Linked DNA regions of Homo sapiens: region 1 is linked to region 2. The links are chromatin loops, found by intact Hi-C in ENCODE. Cell type or tissue: PC-9. All regions are shown on one strand.

Region 1 (8,000 bases), 120 kb before region 2:
AGGCTTATTGGGTATAATTTGCATTCAGCAAAAGTCACCCTTTTCAGTACAATTCCATGAGCACTGACAGCCAACCCCAGTTGGGTAACTACCACTACAATCACGATATTTCTATTTCTATCATCCCTGGAAGCTCCTTGGTGTACTTCATCTCTTCTCCAACCTCTTTTCAACCATTTATTTGTTTTCTGTCACTATAAGTTTTGCCTTTTCCAGAATATCATACAAATGTAATTTTAGAGTACGTAGCCTTTGAGACTGTCTACTTTCACTCAACGTAATGTATTCAAGATTCACCCATGATATGGTTTGGCTGTGTCCCCACCCAAATCTCATCTTGAATTCCCATGTGTTGTGGGAGGGACCTGGTGGGAGGTAATTGAATCATGGGGGCAGGTCTTTCCCATGCTGTTCTCATGATAGTGAATAAGTCTCATGAGATCTGATGTTTAAAATGGGGAGTTTTGGCTGGGCGCAGTGGCTCATGCCTATAATCCCAGCACTTTGGGAGGTCGAGGTGGGTGGATCATTTGAGGTCAGGAGTGCGAGACCAGGCTGGCCAACGTGGCAAAACCCCACCTCTACTAAAAATACAAAAAAAATTAGCTGGGCATGGTGGCCCAGGCCTATAATCCCAGCTACTTGGGAAGCTGAGGGAGGAGAATTGCTTGAACCGAGGAAGTGGAGGTTGCAATGAGTCAAGATCATGCCACTGCACTCCAGCCAGGGCAACACAGTGAGACTCTGTCTCAAAACAACAACAACAACAACAACAACAAAAAAAAAACGGAGTTTCCCTGCACAAGCTCTCTTCTCTTGTCTGCTGCCATGTGAGATGTGCCTTTCACCTTCCACCATGATTGTGAGGCCTCCCCAGCCATATGGAACTGTAAGTTCAATAAACCTTTTTCTTTTGTAAATTGCCCAGTCTCGGGTATGTCTTTATCAGCAGCACGAAAACAGACTAACACAATGTGTGTTTCTGCGTATATCAACAGTCCACTCCTAGGCTGGAAGCAGTGGCTCACACATGTAATCCCAGCACTTTGGGAGGCCAAGGCAGGAGGAAGGCCAGAGTTCGAGACCAGCCCAAGCACACAGGGAGACCCCATCTCTACAAAAAATAAACAAGTTAGCTGGGTGTGGTAGTGAGTGCCTGGAGTCCTAGCTACTCAGTGAGGTGGGAGGATCACCCGAGACCAGAAGTTTGAGGTTACAGTGAGCTATGATTGCACCACTGAACTCCAGCCTGGGCAACAGAATGAGACCCTGTTTCTTAAAAAAATAAGTAAATAAAAGTCCATTCCTCTTTAAGGTTAAATAATATGCCATTATATGGGTGTACTACTTTTTTCCAGTTGAAGGACTTTGGGGTTGTCTCCAGTTTTTGTTTTTGTCAATTACGAATAATGTCACTATAAACATGCATATAGACTTTTATACGGACATGTGTTTTCATAAGGTTTTACTCTTTATAAATGGCCACATTTTCATAGACCTGAAGGATAAGATTCCACTGAATGAGGGAGACTGTCATCCATACCTAGGATGTGGGAACATCCTACCTCAGCATTTTTAATAACTGTAGTAACACCGAACCTCCCAAGAATATTTGCAGAGAATGTTTTTGGGGTGGAGTGGAAGAAGTTGGATGGGAGCTCCCTTTCGTCCCTCTGCATGTGGGCCCCAGAGCGGGCCAGGGCTGTTTTACATTCACTGCTGGCGGTGTTTGATCTCTGGTCCCACAGGGGATGGCGCTGGCTCTGCCAATGTGCACACTCAGGCAAAAACCTGCAGAGCCAGCCAATCGGCCCATTATTTGGTTCATATAACTTGTTAAAATCTCATGGAATGTACAGCGTGCCATTGTTTTTGTAAGTCCCTTTCATGGCTTTGTGAGCTGGCTAATTCAGAGCAGACTGGCCTGCTTTCCTGCTGGAAGAAAAGGCTTCTCTCAAAGACAGCTATTTAATTGTGACCATGGCTGCAGCCATCTTGAGCACAAAAAGGGAGCTGAAGTCACATCACCCCTTCTCCACTGAGGTCTCCGGCAGCCAGGGCACTTATTCTTGGCATTGGAATTTGCATAATTACTCCTTTTTAAATATGCTGGGTGACCTAATATATCCCCAGCCGGCTGCAGGAAATGGCCTTGCTGAGATCTGAGCCTTGGATGGCCTGTAACGTCTATAGACCTAGAAGACCCTTGGGGAAGGAGAATTTTCAGAGCATTGACCCCAGAAAGGACAGCTTCCTGAGTTTCTCTGGGGTCATCTGCACTGTGAAGGGAGAAGCTGCAGGGCTCTGTCCCCACTCAGGATAACAGCTGCAGCCTTGTCCTTTCTTCTCCTAACCTGCGCAACAAGCTCAGAGACTGTAGGTCATTCTATTACAGCTCACAGTGGGTCTAACAAGAACCCACCAAGGCTGACTACAAAAGAAAGAGGACATGCGTTCACTAGGAATCTAGCCAGGAACAAAAGGTTGCATTCCGTCCTGACACTTCCTCACTGCGGTAGCCTGGAGAGCAGGCCTTTGTCCACAGGCGGGCAAGCGTGCTGTTTACAGCCTGGCCACAAAAAAACACTTGCCTATTCATGGCTAATTTGAAAAAAAAAAACAAAAAAAACAGGCATTCCAATATTTTTTTCTACTTCACCATATTTTCTAATGTAACTTTTTTGAGGACAATTTATTTTAAAATGGAAAATGTATAATAAACACTTCTTCTAAAAGAAAAATCACCCAGCCCTGCCCTAGCCAATCACTTCCTCCCTTAAAAAACTACAGCTTAAACCACCCCTAGAAAAGAACTCTTTACTAAAATAACTGTAGGGCTGGTGTGTGAAGAGGCCAAAAAGAATTAGTCTTGGCCCAGCATGGTGGCTCATATCTGTGATCCCAGCACTTCGGGAGGCTGAGGCAGGAGTATCACTTGAGGCCAAGAGTTCGAGGCAAGCCTGGGCAACATAGTGAGACCCTGTTTCTACAAAAAATAAAAAAAAATTAGGCATGGTGGTGGTCATCTGTGGTCCCAGTTACCTGAGGGGGCTGAGGTGGGAGGATTGCTTGAGCCGAGGAGTTCAAAGCTTCAGTGAGCTATGATCCTGCTACTGCACTCCAGCCTGGGCAACAGAGTAAGCCCCTGTCTCAAAAAACAAAACAAACAAAGCAGCACTAGTCTTGAGGCTAAAAGGAATATAGGTATAAAGGGGAAGGAGAAAATGTAAAATTTTTTTTTTTTTGAGACGAGTCTTGCTCTGTTGCCCAGGCTGGAGTGCAATGGCCCAATCTCGGCTCACTGCAACCTCCGCCCCCCAGGTTCAAGCGATTCTCCTGCTCCAGCCTCCTGAGGTGCCTGCCACCATGCCCAGCTAATTTTTGTATTTTTAGTAGAGTCGGGGCTTCACCATGTTGGTCAGGCTGGTCTCGAACTCCTGACCTCAGGCGATCCACCCACCTCGGGCTCCCAAAGTGCTGGGATTACAGACATGAGCCATCGCACCCAGAGGAGATAATATACATTTATATTTAGTGCTGGTTGTGGGGGCAACTTCTGAAGCTTAAAGATGCAGTTCCAGGGGAAAATAAAAGGAAGAGAGTGATAAAGAGTGGAAGTGAGCCTAGGCTTCATAGGTTGAAAGGGGGTTACAGAAGTGAACCATAATGGATCACAGAGCAATGCAGGAGTGCTGGGGTAACTTCCACTCTTCTGGGAACATGGTGGTGGCAGTTATGATCCATCATGACCTTGGTCTTCATATCCAAGATACAACATGAAATGGTATCCTGTTCCAATCAATACGGCAATCTTAGGATCAACAGGGATATCGCACAATTAAGAACTCCTTACCACTGGCTACAAGATTTTCCTCTCCAGCCTATTCTAGGCATGGAGAATCCTATAAACGTAAGCTAGAAGGAACAATAGCCCACTCCAAGGTTTCTATCGTGGGGACAATGGAACCCACAGAGAGCAGGTGGCAAATCCAGGGTCACATTGCTAATTAGAACAAAAGTGTGGGCTGGGGCGCGGTGGCTCACGCCTGTAATCCCAGCACTTTGGGAGGCCGAGGTGAGTGGATCACAAGGTCAGGAGATCGAGACCATCCTGGCTAATACGGTGAAACCCCATCTCTACTAAAAATACAAAAAATTAGCCAGCTGTGGTGGCAGACGCCTGTAGTTCCAGCTACTCGGGAGGCTGAGGCAGGATAATCGCTTGAACCTGAGAGGCGGAGGTTGCAGTGAGCCAAGATTGCGCCACTGTACTCCAGCCTGGGCAACAGAGCAAGACTCTGTCTCAAAACAAAAAGAACCAGAGTGTGGACCCAGCTCCCTCCCTGGGGTGGGGGGTCTCAGGGGATGTGAATCTCTGTTGGACAGCTATCTGGGAAGGGGAACACATGGAGCTGTTATCATTTATTAACATTTTAGCACTACTATTTTATCAAATTTTCTAAGCAACTACTTGATAGTGATCTAAGAAACTGGACACAGTGTAATTGTGTTTTAACGAAGTAAAAATCTGGGCAAGTGCAATGGGGCAGTGAGTAGGTTGAGCAGTATAGAGATAAAATTCTACTTCATAATTTTGCCTAGGGTTATTGGCTCTAAAAGATATTTCCTCCTATTAAAAAAAAATGTTTGGTTTTATCTAGGGTAAGGTATGCTAGGTACGCAGAGGAAAATTCCAGAGCTGTACGCCAGGAACCGAAGTCACTAGCTACATGGTAAACAGCAGGAGGAAGGTGGAGCCACTCTGGAGGGTTCAGCTTTCCAACCTGGAAGAAATCTTTCCTTTCAATGCAGGGAAACAGAATCAATTACGTTTGACCACAGAAAAGGACCTCATGATTAGACAAAAGTTAAAACCAAACTATCAAGATGATCATGTTCTGAGCTACTGTGGGGGGAAAAAATTGTGAGGAGAGAAGGTTAGGAAAAATGTGAAAAAAAACAAAATTCTCTCCTGTAAGTGCCAGAATTAAAGAGACGGAAACAGTGAGGAATGAGATTCCCCAAATCCCTGGACTACTTTGGATCTGCAATTTATTTTCCTCTCACATCCAAATATCAAATTGAGCCTTTGGGGTCTTGGTGCTGTCAGGAGTCCCAGCAGGAGGCCAGCCTGCTGGACAAGGTAAAAGAGCTGCCCAACAGCCCTGGGGCTTCCCAGCCATGCATATTTTCCTCCATTCCACTTGGGATGAACGACCGGTAGCTAAGCAACCGAGAAACCGGTCCCCTTTCACCTGGCATGAATGTACTGCAACACAAACGGTGCACGGTGCTAGGAGGACACACATACAAACTGCCAGAGCTGAATGTTGGATTCTTCCTCCACCCAGCTCTCTCCTGCCATGACACTGCAGTCCCCTCGCCCCACGAGCTATGAGGGTCAGCCTCAGAACCTTGTCTCTCCCAGACCCAAGGAGGCAGGAGGCAGTCCCAGACCTCTCTCTTCTATCTGGGCACTGAAAAAACCAAGGGAAGATGGTTGGAAAGTCTCCGATGGGGAGGGGAGCAGCATTTTTTTTTTTTTTTTTTGAGATGGAGTCTCACTCTTGTCACCCAGGCTGCAGTGCAATCGTGCGACTTCAGCTCACTGCAACCTCCGCCTCCCAGGTTCAAGCAATTCTCCTGCCTCAGCCTCCCGAGTAGCTAGGATTACAGATGCCCGCCACCACACCCGGCTAATTTTTGTATTTTTAGTAGAGACAGGGTTTCACCATGTTGGCCAGGCTGGTCTCGAACTCCTGACCTCGGGTGATCTGCCCACCTCGGCCTCCCAAAGTGCTGGGATTACAGGTGTGAGCCACCGCACCCAGCAGGGGAGCAGCATTTAAAGACACAGGGAGGGAGGGAGACCTGGGGCTGGAGCTCCTGCCAGTATTTGGACTGCTGTCTGTTGGCCACAACTGGGTGCTTCCCCTGCCTGGATGAGACTCAGGATAGGATAAGACTCCCCCTATTCTGGAGTCAAAATGGATCCTAAAATTTGGCTTCTTGATGCTTGTTTTTTTCGGCCAATGAATCTGAACCTACTGGAAGGGGCCTTTATGACACAACATAATTCACATAGAACTACTTTTCTCCAAGCTCAAGAGGCATTAAGTGCACAAGCGGATTGTAGATAAGAAGTTAAGGGGGTCAAACTGCACCTCAGTTTAGCTGCAACTCTCTCACCTCCCTTGATTTATCTCCAGCCATGAGGCACCAGCTGGCATCAACTTATGAGGCCTTCCTGGCACTGGTCAGCCCGGCTCCACAGGGCAACTAAGTGTGAGAAGTGCTACAACAGACCCAACCCAAGAAGATGGGTCCCTGGGTCCCCTTGGACCTTTACGTCAGAGACCTCTATGAATGTGCTTTCAGAGCCTTAGTGTCCATAGAGGCAAATGAAAATACATACCCTACATTGGCTCAACACATTCCCAAACCATCCCTCTAAACCAAGGGTGAAGTGAGAAAGAAAAAAAAAAGTGGTGCATTCAGGAAGGATACAGACACATGATTTATAAGGCTCTGACTAGATTCAGATCAAGTTAGGAGGAAAGGGTACCCTTCGGAATACCTCAACAAGTTCTTGAAAAGGAGAACCCTCTGAACCTCAAAGAGCAGTTCCATCACATCTCACTGTCAGGAGAAGGCAAAGAGAGCCCAGATAAACAGAAGCCACTGACAACTCCAATATCTCTTCTTTGTCAATACCACTCAACTCACAATGATTGATATTCATAAATGAGATGCAATAGCTTGCATAATACCTAAACAGGCCATTCCAAAATCCTCTATATTTAGCTTGAGAATGCACTACCAAATTATCTTAAAAGGGTTTAGACTTTTGTAAAAGAAAAAACTGGTATTGGAGTAAGAAGAAGGCAGTACACTTGCTGAGCACAGCCAGACTGGCCCGTGGTAGGAGATAGCCAATTTCTGAAACAAGGCATGGAGTGATTTTTAAAGAGCTGTTGTTACACACTGCAGAATTCTAGAGTGCATTTTTTGTTAAGTCATATCACAGTCTATGCAAATAGCATCCTCTAATACTTTGCAATGCACAACCTGCACAAAACATGTGATGCATCCGGGAGGGACACAGATACATATTTATAAAGCTCTGGCCAGATTCTGGTGTGGTAGCCCTGCAGGTTTAGGATTATACATTTTCTCCCATGAAAACACAGCTCAGTTGTCATTCAGGTATAAGAGATGGGAAAAAAGAATATCCACCTCCATTCCAACAAACCTCACTACGACCGCCCCAAGTGGCCAAGTGGTTCTACTGGAGCTTCCTCCTCTTCCGTCCATCCTCTGGTCTTTTAAAGAGGGAGGAAATGGCAGAACTCTGGGGGAAGGCATGGGTACACACAAAAGCGACATGCCTACATACTCTGAAACTAGGATGCTGCTGCCTTTGGGATAGCGAAGGTGGAATGAGACTCCTGATTCTAAACTCTAACTCTTGCTACGATTTCTCCCAAAAAATAAGTATGTTGTCATAAATCCAAGAAACCAAATGTGAGAATCAGACTTCTTTCTTCTGTAGGAGGTGACAGAATACAGTTTCAAAAATAAAAGAAAATAAAGCAAACAGCAACACTGGAAAATGCGGAGGCAGAGGGAAGAAGTGAAAAGCATCTTTTCTTCCTGCTCCGAAGAAATACATTATTTAGAAGGGTTGAATACTTAGAAGCATTGACCGCCAGTCCGGCTGGAAAGTAACTAAGTACCTAATATTACTACTTGGCCCCAGATTAGCCCTGAACAAGAGGGTGGCTGTTGGAATGGAAAAGATGACTCATAAAATCTCAGGGAGCCTTCGGTCCTCCACTGAAGGTAAATATGGGTCCACAATTCCTCATCTACATTCCAAAATCCAAAAAACTCTGAACACTAACATTAAAAAAACCTTACTTGGCAGCAAACTCATTTGGTGGCAAAATGTGACCTGAACTACACAAAATCATTTGTCATCTATTTATCCCTCTTAGTGT
Region 2 (8,000 bases):
CAGAAGCCCTGCTTTGCCTCATAAACCTTGGCCAAGCCCATCGGACCTAGTTTTCTTCTAAACTGCAGGGAGAAAATATCAAATAATTCACAGAGCAACTCATTTACACATTCCAGTCTCCAAACATGCTGTATCACCCCTTTCCTCTTGGCCCCCAGAGCCATTAGCACACTTGTGACAAATTATCTAGAAGATTCCCCACATGCTGGTGCTCTCAGCCAGCCCCACAGGCTGGCAGCCTCCAGACTGCTCCAACACAAGGGCGTGTGGCTGGGGCTGCTGCCCTGGCAAGGCCTCCCCAGCCTGGCGGGGAACAGCCATGCCAGCTTTGGCTCTGGTATCTGTGGATGCCCTGGGTTACAGATCCGCCCACATGACCCAGATAGACGCATGTGATTTTGAATGTCTTTAGGAACACAGCTGAGAATGCATCTCTTTGCTGTGCACTTGAAGGTTTGCTTTGGCTTTTCACATTTATTCCCTGGGCAGTACCACCTACACACTCATTTCATCCAGCTCTCACCCACCCAAACCTCAGACACTTCTTGCTGGCAAGAGGCCACCCTCTTCAAAGGCAGGCATGAAAGAAGCTGGGCACTTACTCCTCCACTTAAAACTGTCACTACCACAGAGTGTGAAGGGAGCTGGTTTGTCCTACATTGAAATCTCCTGTAGAGGCCATTTCTGGTCTCTTGTCATGACTGTGATGCTCCTAAAAGGGCTATGACTACCCAACTAGCCCCTCTGCATTAGGAATGGCCCCAGAGCTCATGGGTAGGGAGCTGTGAGGTTTCTCCTTCCCAGGCTAGGGCCAATTCAAGTCAGCAATGAGCATCTACCTGGGCATTGGAAATACTAAGATGCATAAAACAAATTCCTGCCCCCACCCACGGCTGCAGACATTTGTCCTCAATCTTGACTTTCAGTTGTGCCATCACATGTCAATCGGTTGTGAAGTAATTTGTTATCAATAATAGGAAGTACCAAAGGTTTGAAATAGGAGTGCATTCAAAATAAGAATGAGCAAAGAGTGGATTCATGGGTATGCATACGGTATCATTGCTCTCATTTGCATTTGGACGCACTTTCTTTGATGAAGGAAAAAGTGTTGGAGAGGGGTGATCTGAGCTCTGTGACATTTGTGAGTGTTGTCTGTGAGCCCAGTGAAGGCAGGACGTTGGCTTGATCCACACATGGCCACACTCCATAGCTCTAACAAAGAGAGTGCCTCCTTCACCATTTCTCATAGAGAAGGGACTAAGCTTGACTTCTGTCTTTCAAGAAAACAGAAAAAGCAGTCGAAACTGTTGCCTTTTGACTCTGGCAAGATTTGTTTGTTGTTTGTTTAGGAAGAGAAGAGTACACTGGTTATAGCTATGGCAGTATTTTTTATTACTGCAGGCTTCACCTCTCTATTTGATATCTCACAGATGGCCCGTGATGAATCATGTGACGCACAGTGCTAAGTTAATCTCTCTAATGATATTAATGCTATTTACTTGTATTGTGCTTTAAAATTACAGTTTAAATGTGAACACTTTTGCATTCATTGACTCAGGTTCAACTTTAAGAACCTTTGAAGTAAGTCTTGTCTCTACCTACTGTGAAGAAATAACCTCAGAGAGGTCTTGCTCAAAGTCTATAGCAGGTGAATGATACAGCTGCGATTCAAATCCAGATCATGTGTTTCCAAGCGGTGTTTTTGTATTCCACTCAAGCTGTGTTGCACCCAACTTCATAACAGTGAAGAATAAAGATGCAGCTACACTTTCAACGTTGACATCTCAAGGAAATGTGGCCAGTTTCATATTGTTGGATGGGATGTCTCGCTGGCTTAGAGAAGCCTATCTCTTGGTAGTGGAGACACATCAACCTCTCTCTCCTCGGTCTGTCTTCTTGACTTTGTCTAGTGAGGCAGCCATTCTGCAGAATTTCATCTGCTTTAGGTATGCAGACCCTGCACTGCATGCGCGCATATGCACGCGGGTACACACACACACACACACACACACACACACACACACACACACACACACGGGACTAGGACTATTCCAGACTTGGCAGGGGGACTTTAATGGGGAGCTCAACCCACTGACTGCCTGAGAGCCCAGAAGTGTCATTTCTGACTATCTAAAGACCAGAGCATCTACTTGCTGCCATGGTTGGCTGCTGGGCTGGTTTTGGGGTTCTTTTGCATTACGGGCTTATGGGTACTTTAATGTGACTTAAATCACAGGAAATCTTGCAGAGAAGAGCAGATAAGAAATGCTCCCACAACCTTGCTCCCTTCCCCCAACACACATGTACACGTACACATACACACACACACACACACACACACATGCACCCTTCTGCACACCTACAGCAGGCACTGGCTCTGTGACTAAGATGCTCCTCCCAGGGAGTCACCTTTGGCAGGTGCCTGGACTGTGACATGGGCCACTGAACTGCTCATCATTCGTCTTTCAAAGCCAAGGACTTTTCACTCCTCAGCAAAGTATTTCTCAATCAAAATGCTTATTGAACTTAAAACTGAATGGCCATCTAAAGGTTGGGACTAGCACTCCCACAGTCGAAGAAATGAAACTTTTGGCTTTGCTGATGCTGAGTCTTGGCTCAAGGTTCTGAGGCTGGATGAAATTCTGCCCTGTACTTGCAAACATTTGCAGAACTGCTCAGTCAGCCTTCCGGGAAAACCATGCCCACATCCTACTGGATTCCTCTAGCTTTGGTGTTGTCAACACAGAGATCACTGAGAGTTTAACTCCAAATCGCAGGCCTCCATTGTTCCCTGAACACAAAGGGCAAGAGAGAGAGTAATCAGATAACAAATGATGAAATTATGGTTTTTAGTGGAAATACCTTCCATTTCTACAGCACTTCATCTTTTTGGAGAGCTTGCATAATATGGTTTGACCCACAAAACATATCTCAGAGGTGAAATTGAGCCAGACTTACTTTTTTATCTCCATTGTGCAGATGAAGAATCAGAAATATATACAGTCAATGATGACTCACATATATGACAGTGGTCCCATAAGATTATAATGGAGCTGAAAAATTCCTGTTGTCTAGTGATGTCATAGCTGTGGTAACATCGCAGTGCAGTGCATTCCTCACATGTTTGTGGTGATGCTGGTGTAAACAAACATATTGCACTGCCAGTCATAGAGAAGCCTAGCACATACAATTATGTAGAGTACTCCATAATTGATGATAATAAATGACTATGATACTTGTTTATGTGTTTATTATACTATAATTTTATGTTATTTTAGAGTGTACCCCTACTAAAAAAAAGTTAACTGTAAAACAGCCTCAGGCAGTTGCTTCAGGAGGTATTCCAGAAGAAGGTACTGTTATCCTAGGAGAGGACAGCTCCATGTATGTTGCCCCTGAAGACCTTCCAGTGGGACAAGATGTGGAGGTGAAACACAGTGATGCTGATCATCCTGACCCTGCCTAGGCTGAGGCTAATCGTGTGTGCTTGTGTCTTAGTTTTTAACAAAACAAAAAACTTAAAAACTAAAAATATTAAGTAAAAAATTTTAAAAATAGAAAAAAGCTTAACAAATATGAATATAAAGAAAATATTTTTGCATAGCTGTATAACATGTTTGTGTGTTGTGTTATGAAAGAATCAAAAAAGTTAAAAAAATAAAACATTTATAAAGTTAAAAAGTTAATGTATTATTGAAGAAAGAAAAATAAAGTTTTAAAATAAATTTAGTGTAGCCTGAGTGTACAGTGTTTATAAAGTCCTCAGTAGTGCACAGTAATGTCCTAGGCCTTCACATTCACTCACCACTCACTCACTGACTCACCCAGAACAACTTCCAGTCCTGCAAGCTCCATTCATGGTAAGTGCCCTATACAGGTGTACCATTTTAAATCTTTATATTGTAGCTCTACTGTATCTTTTCTATGTTCAGACATGTTTAGATACACAAATACTTAGCATTCTGATGCAGTTGCCTACAGTATTCAGTACAGTAACATGCTGTAAAGGTTTGTAGCCTAGGAACAATAGGCTATAGTCTATAGCAGAGGTATGCAGCAGGTTATACCATCTAGGTTTGTGTAAGTGCACTTTATGATGTTTGCACAATGATAAAATCACCTAATAATGCATTTTTCCAAATGTATCCCCATCATTAAGCTACACACGACTATATATAAAAAGATATAGAGTGAAGAGGTATGTGTGTGTTGTACGTGTGCGTGTGCATGTGTGTGCGTGCATGCAAAAGGGAGGAAACATTTAATCACTTAAAATTATCTAAGATAATATCTAATGACAGGGACTTTTGTATCATTTAAATTTTTTGTTGTGTCCCATCTCGAGGTTATCTGGAGTCACACTGACTCCAGGGCTCAAGCCAAACAGAGTGGAAATTCCCACAGCAGGAGCCAGCTTGCTACTGAAGTTCACCTGCTCTTGACAAGTAAGAGTGGGGAGAATACGTCCCCAGTTTCATGGGCTTTGTGGCTCTCCTGTCTAGAGCCTCTGACAATTTCAGTGAATTGTGGAGAACTGCCAATAGCACAGACAAAATGCACAGAACTGATAAGCAGGATTTGAGAGTGATCTATAACCTAAAAGAACCAAATTAAGCTGCTCTTTAATTGCATGCAGTGGTCTAGAATTGTTTTCTTTCCCCCTTGTGTGTTAGTGCCCTTGGTGGCTTGGGTTCCCCTTCTCTTAGAAAACAATGGTTGGCCCAGGGTCACCCAAAGGCTGTTATTGGAGTGTTCACTCTTAACCCCTTCCCAAGCCATTCTATCTCTGTAATACCACTCCCTGGTCTAATAATCAACACCCCACCACCCTGAAGTCGTCCAGAACCCTCCTTTGCATGGGACACGAATGGCTGGTGCTTCATGCCAGGAACCACCCTGGTGACTAACCGAAGAGCCCAGCACCACTTTATGTTATACAAGTTCTTGTAAATTTTGCATTTCATTTCTCCTATTCTCTGGGATCTCTTAAAAGGTGGGGGAAAAGCTGATAAAGCAAGTCAGTATATGTGCTAATTTTCCAATTCCAATTAAAATGGTTATAAAACATTTTTAAAAATTACTTTTGAACAAAAACCTTAACAGAAACTGAAAGGGCCTTGGTTAGTTCCTAAGAGGCAATATTCCATTTGGAAAGAAGTGTGTCTGTGCCCACTGTCCATGCTCCATAAGGAACACTCCAGGGAATGCCCAGGTGCAGCCTCTGGGAAGGGTTAGAGTGATTTTTGGCATCAACAGCACTCAGAGAGTCTCATGGCTTTGATGACTAGTCCCTGGCATTCCTATGGCTGCTGTGCCAAGTGCTATGTAATGGTTATCCCCAAATGTGGGGGTGCCTGGCCTTACAAAATTTACACTCTAGGCTTCTAGAGTTGCCTGGAATGGAAAAGGCAGAGATGCTGAGCTGGACTGGCCTCTTTGGAGTTAGGGAGGGGTGGGGAGGACCTGCAGGCATGTCCCCTGACTAGCTGCAGTTCCAGTTCAGCTCCCACAGTAGGAAAGTCTCTGCCGGTTGGGGTCTGTTCTGGGTCTGATGGGCAGGTTAGTGTGTTTTAGCCTCTGGAATCCATGTTGAGGTGCAAAGAGGAAGACCTTTACTCCTGTCTTCTGTTATAGTGAGGAGTGGTCTTCCAAAAGGGGCACACAATCATGGGGCCTGGGGGCTGAAGCCCGGCCAAAGAAGTTGGGCCAGGCCTACCTGATGACCTCTCTCCTCCACACCACTCTTCTCCCACAGAGGAGTGGAGCAGACAGCAGCTCCCCCCATTTTCTCTTTTCTCTGATGTCCACTTTGCGTTCACATCTCACTCCACTGAGACAGCTGCTGGGAAGTCTCGCTGCACCAATTCCGAGGCCAACTTTCAAGGGAGAGAAGCAATGACTGGGAGGGAAGTTTGCCTAGGCAACAAGGAGTAAGATCATTTTGCAATATGTGTTGGGTTAACTGTTGTATAAATAGTTGACCCTTCAGCGAGCATCACGACTCCTCTGCACTTCATTTTTTCTCCTCTTCCTTCAATTGGGAAAAGGCAATCCTGCATGGGTTGCAGAGGGCTAGGCAGGCATCCTCCAGAGTCAACTCTTCCTCCTCTGGGTCATTCATTCATCACCCTCCCAATCTCTTGGGTGTACAGTCTCCAGGCATTGCTTCTCCCACCACACAGCTTCCTTGCTGGTGTGAGAGTAGCCTGCAGAATGCACATGCTGGCCTCTGTGCTGGCAGCCTCTTGCCCATTATTTCTAAGTGCCATGGGTCAGGTTGTCTGGGAAACAGACTTTGAGAAGGAAATTTACATGCAAATGTGCTCTTGGGAACAATACCCATGAGGGAGAGAAAGGAGGCTCGGACACAAGGTTGAGTAGTGCAAAATCGTACTAGAGGCCTCAACTGATCTCACGGGGAGCTCTGAAGCCAAGTTGGCCCTTCAGAGATATCTTGAATGGAGGGAAAGGAGGAGCCCTTGGTACTGCTGCATCGTCCACTTGTGCCTGGGGCATGTAACTTTTGGGAGGCAGCTCCCACTGGCTGAAGGCAACTCCCAGGGAAGGACCGACCCATCAGCAGGCAGCACTCCCGAAGTCAGGAGGACTAGTGTCTTGGTTCATAAGGGAGATGAGGGCAGCCTGCCTAGCATTTGTACCTGTCAGAGACCAGAGAAAGAGGAGTATAAAGCTGCGGCCTCTGGTCTGCACTGCTCTAGGTCAACGCCTTGGCCTGATCCATCAGGATACAGGGCCAGGGGAGGACAAAGAAGAGTTTCCAGGGAGCCCTGCCAGTGGCTGGAAAAGAACAAGTGTCAGCTGGAAGCTGCAGGGCAGACCCAGTGTGAAGAAGAACTGGCTGCCATCTTGTAGATGGAGCCCAGACGACCAGCTTAAGCCTAACAGGAGAGTTCCAGTGCAGACAAAGAGTTGGTCTGGAAAACACCCCTAATCGGGAGCCAGTTCTATGATGGTCTAAATCTATGACACTTTCACTAGATTCTCAAAGGTGATTACAACCTTACTCTGCTTTGCACTTCCTAGTGTATGTCATTTTTAAAGCATAGCAGACTCATAGGCACTGGGTGAGGAGAATAGCTGAGAAATGTTCTTGGGAACTGAGAAATACTGACCAAAGCTAGGAGTGATGTCTGCCTATCAGCGTTCACCAAGTCACTTTATCAGGTCCAGTGTGGTTCTCTGCTCTGTGTTCACCCCCTGGGTATCACTGCCACCTATCTTTATTTTTCTATTGCATTTGGGAGGAGGGACAGTGGGTGGCAACTGAGGAGAGGCTGTTAGAGAACCGAATAGGAGAAAAGTCCAGCTGTCTGCACTGTGAACCTTTCTCAGGCCATCAGGGGGCTGGTTGGCCAGATGCCAGGGAATGGTGGAAGGTTCTGGGCCTGCATTTCCTAGCCAAGAGCATTCAGTGTATAACTCTTAGCACCCTGTTATCCCTCTCCCAACACTATTGTGCAAAATTAGGTATAACCCCAGCCAGTCATTATCCCCAAACTAACCTCACAAGCATACATCACAGGCTGATGCAACCCACATCCTGCGGCACAGTTAGCCGGCCCCTGACAACAATGTTTAAAGTGTGGCCAAGGGTGAAATATTGCCTCACTGGTCTGAAAAGGCTTTTGCCACCAACAAAAAACCATTATGATAACAGGAAGGCGCCGAAAGCTAAGCATAGTATAGACAGGAAAGATCTCTCTTTCTCTACCCTTCACAAAAAAGAGAGAGGTTTTTAACCCTCCAGTGTCCGGCTAATTTCCTAAGTAACACTGGCCAAGGGTAACTGCAGCACCACACTGAGCTGGGCATTCAGGAGGGGCAGGAGTAGTTCTTGGCTGGAAGGCTGTCTGCCAGACAGCACCAGAGGTGGCACCTGGCTGTGTTACCAAGCGGCCTCTATGGGTGCTAGGGGAAGGAGTGTGTGGAGCAGAGAGTACCATTGGGGCCTCACAAGCAATTTTTGCTTTTTAAGTTTC

Evidence for each region. Peaks named below come from ENCODE experiments on the same cell type or tissue, not always from the same donor. Only the 100,000 strongest peaks of a DNase experiment are listed, where the experiment ranks them.
Region 1: a loop joins it to region 2, with 14 times the contacts of the local background. A loop is called at or near these places in 4 of 110 quality-filtered maps.

Annotation. Positions count from the first base shown.
Region 1 is chr1:93,633,944-93,641,943 of GRCh38, forward strand. The region is part of intron 3 of BCAR3 (BCAR3 adaptor protein, NSP family member); the gene reads right to left. Among named protein-coding and RNA genes, the nearest start is that of BCAR3, 44 kb to the right of the region's middle. RefSeq lists enhancers at 2,349-2,907, 2,908-3,466, 5,473-6,108 and a silencer at 5,050-5,344. In PC-9, no CTCF peak of the experiment used is centred here; DNase peaks (open chromatin) are centred at 4,688 and 5,208; H3K27ac peaks cover 4,336 bases.
Region 2 is chr1:93,751,556-93,759,555 of GRCh38, forward strand. It overlaps a transcript of BCAR3 not described here. Among named protein-coding and RNA genes, the nearest start is that of BCAR3, 74 kb to the left of the region's middle. RefSeq lists an enhancer at 2,538-2,832. In PC-9, CTCF peaks have their summits at 7,222 and 7,424; DNase peaks (open chromatin) are centred at 3,086, 4,026 and 7,596; H3K4me3 peaks cover 720 bases; H3K27ac peaks cover 6,312 bases.